Regions from separate parts of the Homo sapiens genome. Here region 2 is linked to region 1. A link is an interaction called in ENCODE POLR2A ChIA-PET data of the cell type or tissue named here. Cell type or tissue: endothelial cell of umbilical vein. All regions are shown on one strand. Each heading gives the region's core, and the rest is flanking DNA. Links, peaks and the distances in the headings are about the cores only. Region 1 overlaps LOC101929161 (a long non-coding RNA gene). Region 2 overlaps LOC105374536 (a long non-coding RNA gene).

Region 1 (4,397 bases), core at 158-4,157:
TACTTAATCTGTCCACAAAACACAATGAGAAAAAAATGCTGCAGTAACCTGGGTATTGAAGGACTCGCCTTCTTGATTGTTTTTATTCTCTTTTTACCTTATCAGGTGAATAAAACTTGAAAGTAATAAAAAGAGACTCATAAAACAATGCTCATTTTGATTTACACTTCTAACCCCTTAATTATCAGCAGCTTAACTGTCTCTCCTGATTTCCATCTGACTTCAGGCTGAGCGACAGGGTGCACTCATTGACTCAGAGACACTGGCAGGGGTCATAGAGGTTATCCGTATCTATAAGTCAGACCAGGTGAGTTCAAAGTCACCAAGGTGAAGCTGCATGCATGGGTTCTGCTCTTGACTCCTTAGTTTGTGGCCTTGGAGAGGCACCCCCTCTCAGAACTTCCTTTTCTTTCTTTCTTTTTTTTAAATTTAACAGAAGCAGGGTCTCCCTATGTTGCCCTGGTCTCAAACTCCTGAGCTGGAGGAATTCTCCGGCCCCAGCCTCCTGAATTGTTGGGATTACAAGTGTGAGCCACTGCTCCCAACCTGAACTTCATTTACTTCAGTGGTAAAATAGGGATGAGAGTGTCTACTTTGCAGGGTTGTTGGGAGAATTGAATGAATGATGGATAAATGGCCCGTGAAACCAAGAAAATGCTCAATGAAGGTTAGCTTCTGCTCCAAAGGGATGCACAATCACTGTGCTTTCCTCTCTTCTACTCCTTATGCATTATCTTTGGCCTTAAACCACACGGGAACATCTCATTTCTTCTTTTAATTCAATCCCTCTGTTACAATTTGGGTCTTCCTCAGAAAGTCTGTAAGGTGGTGACTGCATATTTATTCTGGTAGAATTAGGGAGATTTGAGTGTTTAATAAAAACCATGGATGGCCGGGCATGGTCGCTCATACCTGTAACCCCAGCACTTTGGGAGGCCAAGGTGGGAGGGTCGCTTGCATCCATGAGTTTGAGACCAACCTGGGCAACATAGCGCAGACCCCTGTTTCTACAAAAAAATAAAAAATTAACCAGGTGTGGTGGTGTGCCCCTGTAGTCTCAACTACTCGAGAGGCTGAGGTGGGAGGATTGCTTGTGCCGGGAAGGATGAGGCTGCAGTGAGCTGTGATGGCACCACTGCACTCCAGCCTAGGTGACAGAGGAGACCCTGTCTCAAGAAAAAAAAAAAAAAAGAATACTTTAAAAATTAAAAAAGAAAACATAGGTATGGCTCAAAGAGTGAGATTTTCTTCGCTAACACTTCCAGTGACTGGAATTTTGGAAAAAATTCAGCTTCACCTTTTACAAAGACCCCAGTTCTATTTACAAAGAGAACCTGACTCCACCATTCATCAAGCTGCAAAGCACTTAGCATTTTTGGTTGGCTAGGATTCACTTATATATTACCTTGTACCACAGGCCAGGATGACAGCTCTTCCATGTGGATTATCAGCAACATAAGGCCAGGGGCTGTGTCTGTCTACATCACTGTATCTCTTAGGACTGTGCCTGATACCTAGTAGGTGCTCAGAAATATAACTGCCAAATGAATGAATAAATATATCTCACCCATTCATGGAATCATAGTATTGAAACTGACTTGCTACTTAGGAGGATATGATCAATAGTTTTATATCCCCCAAAGCTTTCCGTAGCCCCAGGAATTTTCCATGTGCTAACCTGATGATGGCTGATAAAACTTCTATGTTTTGGGAGTTGTCTACATATAGAACAAAGTTCACTTTGCTTTGCTGTACTTCACAGCTCGGCCTTGATTAGACAGTTAGAGGAGATTCAGGAGATTTTGTGCCAGGGAGAAAGCCAATTAAAGCCCAAATGGAAAGAAATTAATGGCCTGCAGTAATTCTGTGGTCTGAGGGCAAAGTCTCAAATCTCTCCCTACCTAAAGCCAGTGCTGGGTTTTCCAACCTTCTCAATGCTTTTGTAATGCATGTTTGTTGTTGTTGTTGTTAATGTTGAAATTCCTAGTGAAATAATGGCCAGACAACTGTTTATAGCCCTTACTTTAGTAAATGAGAAAATCTGAAAAATGTCCTCCTTTGTGTTAATTTTACCAGATTTATACCTTGGCAAGTCACTGGGTGGAATTGGAACAGTTTGGGAATCAAATATATAGTAACTGGAACAACCCTATCATTATTACCAGTTTTAAATTACTGTGGCTGTTATCAGCTGAAATGCTGTAGGAAAATCTCAATTAATTGGACATGAGCCTTCTAGGAACTGCAAGTAATTTGATAAAACATAAAACGACAGAATAATATCATTTAACCAAGTTCCCGTAGGGGTCTATATCTATGCTGCATGCTCAGGACTCATTTGGTCTACACTTTGCATATTGCTATCACTAATACCTACCTACAGTATTAAAAATGAGAAGTGGCCAGGTGCTGTGGCTCATGGCGAGACCCTGTATCTATTAAAAAAAAAAAAAAAGAAGAAGAAAAAGAAAGGATGAAAGAAAGAAAGAAAGAGAAAGAAAGAAAAGTGGCTAGAGCCACTTTGAAACTAAAATTTTAATTTAATTCAAATGTTAATGTAAATTTAATTTATTAAACATTCCAGCTCTATAATATTTTGAGTCATGAATGCATTTTTATTATGACATAAACATCCAGAAAAGTACAGAGTATGATAAAGTACCAACAGAAATGAACACATTGTTAATTTTTTGATGTCTTTGTTTCAGACATTTTTAAAGAAGTAATGCGTTAAAGATAAAATTGAATGGCTAGGCACTGTGGATCACGCCTGTAATCCCAGCACCTTGGGAGGCTAAGGCAGGGGGATCAACTGGGGTCAGAAGTTCAAGACCAGCCTGGCGCAACATGGTGAAACCCCATCTCTACTAAAAATACAAAAATTAGCTGGGCATGGTGGTAGGTGCCTGTAATCCCAGCTACTCAGGAGGGTGAGGCAGGAGAATTGTTTGAACCTGGGAGGCAGAGGTTGCAGTGAGCCAAGATCGCACTATTGCACTCCAGCCTGGGTGAAAGAGCGAGACTCCGTCTCAAAAAAGAAAAAAAAAGATACAACTGAACCTCTCTTTCCCCATTCCAGAAGCTTCTGTATCCTTCTCATCCATGTCTTTATAGTTTATTTATGAACAACATATAACATTCTTTGAATATTTAAACAAATTGCATTATACTATATATAATTATTAATATATTATTATCTATAGTATATGGCATTATACTATATATAATATAGTAATATATTAGAATATATTACGAATATAATAGTACTAATATAATTATATTATAATATAAAATTTTTTTTTTTTTTAGATGGAGTCTCGCCCTGTCCCCCAGGTTGGAGTGCAGTGGCGCTCTCTCAGCTGACCGCAACCTCCCTCTCCTGGGTTCAAGGGATTGTCCTGCTGCAGCCTCCCAAGTAGCTGGGATTACAGGAGCACACCACCATGCCCGGCTAATTTTTTTGTATTTTCAGTAGAGATGGGGTTTCGCAATGGTGGCCAGGCTGGTCTCAAACTGCTGACCTCAGGTGATCTGCCTGCCTCAGCCTCCCAAACTGCTGGGATTACAGACCTCAGTCACCATGCCCAGCCTATAATATATAATTATGCTATTATTAGTATAATAACAAAATATATTATTATACTAATATAACATATTAGTAATATAATTACCAATAGAATAATATATTACATATAGTATAATGCCACATACTATAGATATTAATATATTATTAATATACTATACTAATATACTATTAATATAAATATATCCTATATTATATATAATATAATGCCATTTGTTTACGTATTCAAAAAAGCTATATATTGCTCATAATAAACTATAAAAACATGAATATATAATATATTATAATATGTAAAATATAATATATAATGTAGCTTATAATTTTTATTATAAAATATAAATATAGAATATATACTATATTATAATATTATGCTATATTATATGTAATACAAGTACATAACATAATAATATATATTATATTCTTAATTATATAATATATAGCATATGTTATATATATAAAATACTACATATATATACAAAACTCTGCAACTTGGCTTTTTTTCAGTTGTTATAATTTCGGGCCCTATATATATATATTTATCAAACCTCCCAGGTTTGATATATAAGAACAAATGTCAGGCTGACACAGTGGCTCGCACCTGTAATCTCAGCACTTTGGGAGGCTGAGGCAGGAGGATTGCTTGAGCCCAGGAGTTCAATACTAGCCTGGGCAACATAATGAAGCCCTGTCTCTACAGTAAATAAAACATTAGCTGGGTGTGGTGGTGCACACCCGTGGTTCCAGCTACTCAGGAGACTGAGGCAGGAGCATCCCTTGAGCCCAGGAGGTCCAGGAGGCAGTGAGCCATGATCCC
Region 2 (4,397 bases), core at 288-4,287, 91 kb before region 1:
CTGGCCAACTTACCCTTTTTGTTGTTCAATGTTATGCTTTGGGGATTTGCCTGTTTTCATACAGAGAGCTGCAGTTCAGTCAGTTCAAGTCTGAAGTCTAGAGTATTCCACCAGGTTAATACACCACCAGTTATGTATTCATTTTTATGCTGTGGGCATTTAGGATGTTGCAAGTTTGTGCTGTTACTTCAATTAACACTTTCCTACCAGTCTGCTTGTCTTCTTGCTATAATGCGTCTAGAGGGTGTATCTAGGAGTGGAATTCCTAGGTCAAGGGATCTGCAAATATCCAGCCTTACTATATGTTGCCAAACTGGACTCCACAGTGATCAATACCAACATAAACTCTCACTAGTGTTGTGGAACAGTTCCTGTGGCCCTGCCTGCTTACCAGACATTTAGTGTTGCCAAAATGTGTAACTTTTGGCCAGTCTGGTGGGTAGGAAACTTACTGTTCAGTATTTGAGGACTCGAGAGCTAGGAAATCCTTAAGAGGGAAGGTTACTGACAGTTTTTGAGGACCTACTCTGGGCAAGGCACTGCAACACCGTCTGCTTGAATTCTCCTGAGAAACTCTGCGAACTTGGTATTAACATCCTCTTTTCACTAAGGAGGAAACTGAGGCTTGTTCAGGGTCCCACTGCTGGTGGAAGAGCAGGGATTGGAGTTCAGCTCTGTCTGTCCCCAAACCCTGCCCTCCCCTTACCAACTCCTCCATAGTCCAAATGTCTCACTTCTACAGAGAAGAAAATCATGCTCTAGAGAGGCAAGGCAGTGGGACTGTCCCACAATGAGGAGGTGGCAGAGAGGACTGGAAGCCTGCTCCATAGGGGTGACCAAACTTTAAGAGCTCTCCCTTGAAGCTCTCCTGGCTCTACTGGCCCCGTGGCATCCACATGCCCTGAGCAGGACCACAACATGGCAACTTCATTATTGCTGCCGAGGTCCTGAACCTGCCCAATCTCCTGGCCTTCTGGGAGAGGGGAATGTTAGCTACAAGCTGTCACTCATGTGCCAGGAAGTGTGCTATGTGGTGTACTTACGTGACCACATTGAATCCTAGATACCCTCATTGTTTCCATTTTGCAGATGATGAAATGAAACTCAGAGAGCTTCGTTTTCCCTGTGCTGTTCCCACTCACACACCCTGGCCTCAAGCCTCACTTTCTCACTCTCTTTTCCAACCAGGGGAATGCCAGAAATGCGCCTGGAGGGAAACAGCTGGGGAGAAGAGCCTCATTTTACTGCTTCTGCTCAAGGCTCTTCCAAGCTGAGTGTTAAATGCCATTCCTTTTTTCTTTTCCTAAAATGAAATGTACTTAAAAAAAAAAAAAAAACCAACCTTTTAACTTTAGAATAGTTTGAGATTTACAGAAAAGTTGTGAAGCTGGTGTCGTTTCCATGTACTCCACACCCAGATTCTTGTAGTTAACATATGACATTAGCAAGGTATGTTTGTCACAATTCATGAACCAGTATTATTAATTATAATGTTATTAACTAAATCCCATACTTTACTCAGATTTCCTTAGTTTTTTTGTTGCTGTTTTGTTTTTGTTTGTTTGAGACAGAGTCTTGCTCTGTCACCCAGGTTAGAGCACAGTGACTCAATCTCGGCCCACTGCAGCCTCCACTTCCTGGGATCAAGTGATTCTCCTGCCTCAGCCACCCACATAGCTGGGATTACAGGCGCTTACCAACACGTCTGGCTAATTTTTGTATTTTCCTAGAGACAGGGTTTTGCTATGTTGGCAAGGCTGGTCTCAAACTCCTGACCTCAGGGAACCTTGGCCTCCCAAAGTGCTGGGATTATAGGCGTGAGCCACTGTGCCCGGCCAGATTTCCTTAATTTTTACCTAAATGTCTCTTTCCTGCCCCAGGAGCCCATCTGGAATACCACATAGTCATCACGGCTCTGTAGGTTCCTCTTGGCTGTGAAAATGTATCAGACTTTCCTTGGTTTTTGGACAGTTGTGGGGAGTACTAGCCAGGTATTTTGTAGAATGACCTCAGTTACGATTTGTCTGAGATTTTTCTTATGATTCGACTGGGGTTATGGGTTTTTAGGAGGGAGATCCCAGAGGGAAAGTCCCCCTCTCACCACACCACAGTATATGAAGCGTACACACCCCCAACATGGTTTATCCCTGCTGCTGTTAACTCTGATCACCTGGCTGATGTTAACGCTGATCACCTGCCTGCTGTTAACCCTGATCACCTGGCTGATGTAATGTTTGTCAGGTTTCTCTACTATAAAGTTACTCTTTTCTCCCCATTTTCATACTGTGCTCTTTGGAAGGAAGTCACTATACACAGCCCACACGGAGTTGGGGAGGCTGGGGACAGTGGCTCATGCCTGTAATTCCAGCACTTTGGGAGGCCTAGGCAGGTGGATCGCTCGAGTCCAGGAGTCTGAGAGCAGCCTGGGTGAGAAACAGAAACCCCATCTCTACTAAAAATACAAAAATCAGCTGGGCATGGTGGCACATGCCTATAGTCCCAGCTACTTGGGAGGCTGAGGCAGGAGGAACGTTTGATCCCAGGAGGCAGAGGTTGTGGTAAGCCATGATTGCACCACTACACTCTAGCCTGGGCGACAGAGTGAGACCTTGTTTTAAAAAAAAAAAAAGTGAGAGGTGTCTGGCTGCAGTCTGTATTCCTGAGCACGTGCTGTGTGGCCTCCTGGCCTCTGGTTTCTCCAGACCCATGCTGTGCTCTGGCACTGATAATAACACCTCTGCCACCCTTAGCCCTGGAATTACAGCTGCCAAAGCCCTTTACAATTTCATATCCTTCCTGTCATTTGCTGCTCTGCCAAGTAGGAAGCACATGCACTATTATCTGCCCCTTTTTAGAGTTGGAAAAACAAAGGTTCAGAGAAGGACAGTGACTTACCAAGTGCTGCACAGCTGGTCTGCCGTAGGGCTGGGGTTGAAGGCAGGTCTCCCTGGCTCCACTAGGCCACTCTCCCTGGGGCTGCCCTCGTCCTGACTCCCAGCAGCTGTTCCTCCCCAGGACAGGCTCTTTGCTCCCTCTCACCTGCATATGTCCTCTCTCTCAACCACTTTTCTCTTCCTAATTGTCACGTGGCTCCTGCCCCGAGGCCCCCTTTCCACCCTCTGACATAGTTTCCATTTCATCCACTGCGCCAGCCCTTCGGCTCCCTCCTGGCCCCAAAATGTCCGTTCTTGGGCTGTTTCCTCCTTCACAGCCTCCTCCACAGGCTGTGTTGAAGTCTCCATCCTCCCCACCTGGGGACAGAGGGGTTCTCAGGGCCACAGATGTTTTGGGAAGAGAGATGGGCACCTTCAGAAAATATATTTTAGCCTATCCTTTCTCAAACTTCTCTGTACAGAAGAGGCCCGGGAGGTATCTGTAAAAAATACCAATTTCTGGGCTCCCGCTGTTGAGTCCATTGTCCCGAGGCCCAGGAATGTGCATTTTAAACACAATTGTCTGAAGTGATTCTGATTCAGGTGATACTGCAGTTTGAATTGCTTGAGCCCAGGAGGTTGAGGCTGCAGTGAGGTGTGATTGCACCACTGCATGCCAACCGGGCACTAGAGTGAGACCCTGTTTCGGAAATAAATAAATAAATAACTCACCAAAACCTTTCAACACATACCTACTAGGATGGCTACGAAGGAAGGAAGGAAGGAAGGAAGGAAGGAAGGAAGGAAGGAAGGAAGGAAGGAAGGGAGGAAGGAAGGGAGGGAGGGAGAAAAAGAGGGGCAGAGAGAGACAAAAAAAGAAAAAGAGAGGAAGACAGAAAGGAAGAAAGAAAGAGAGGAAGAGAAGGAAAGAGAGAAATAAAGAAAAAGAGGCCAGGCTTGGTGGCTCATGCCTGTAATCCCAGCACTTTGAGAGGCTGAGATGGGAGGATTGCTTTAACTGGGGAGTTCTAGACCAGCTTTGGCAACATAGCGAGACCCCGTCTCTAAAATAAATAAATAAATAAAATGAAAGAAGGAAGGAAAAGGGAAGAGAGAGGAAAAGAAAGAAGCAAGGAAAAGAGGAAGAAAGGAAGACAGAGAAAAGGACAGAAAGAAAGAGAAAAAAGGAAGAGAAGAAAGAGAAAAAAAGAACAAAGGAAGGAAGAAAGAGAGAGAGAAAGAGAAAGAAGGGAATAAAGGAAGAAAGGAGGACAGAAGAAGAGAAAGAAAATAACAATTGTCAAGGATGTGGAGAAATAGGAACCCTTGTGCCTTGTTGGTGAAATGTAAGTTGGTGCCTCTAATGTGGAGAATAGTAATTGGTTCCTCAAAAAATTAAACATGGAACTACCATATGACCAAGGAAGTCCGTTTCTGGGTATATACCCAAAAGAATGAAAGATAGAGATATCTGTACACCATGTTCATAGCAACATTATTCACAATAACCCAAAGGTGGGAAAC

Evidence for each region. ChIA-PET counts read pairs that join two places held together with the same protein. Peaks named below come from ENCODE experiments on the same cell type or tissue, not always from the same donor. Only the 100,000 strongest peaks of a DNase experiment are listed, where the experiment ranks them.
Region 2: POLR2A ChIA-PET joins it to region 1 with 5 read pairs; 2 of 35 experiments call an interaction of 5 or more read pairs at or near these places.

Annotation. Positions count from the first base shown.
Region 1 is chr4:25,539,182-25,543,578 of GRCh38, forward strand. All of the region lies in intron 2 of LOC101929161 (a long non-coding RNA gene), which reads right to left. Among named protein-coding and RNA genes, the nearest start is that of SLC34A2, 110 kb to the right of the region's middle. In endothelial cell of umbilical vein, for the core only: no CTCF peak of the experiment used is centred there; no DNase peak of the experiment used is centred there.
Region 2 is chr4:25,447,797-25,452,193 of GRCh38, forward strand. All of the region lies in intron 3 of LOC105374536 (a long non-coding RNA gene), which reads left to right. Among named protein-coding and RNA genes, the nearest start is that of ANAPC4, 73 kb to the left of the region's middle. RefSeq lists an enhancer at 2,523-3,340. In endothelial cell of umbilical vein, for the core only: no CTCF peak of the experiment used is centred there; a DNase peak (open chromatin) is centred at 2,775.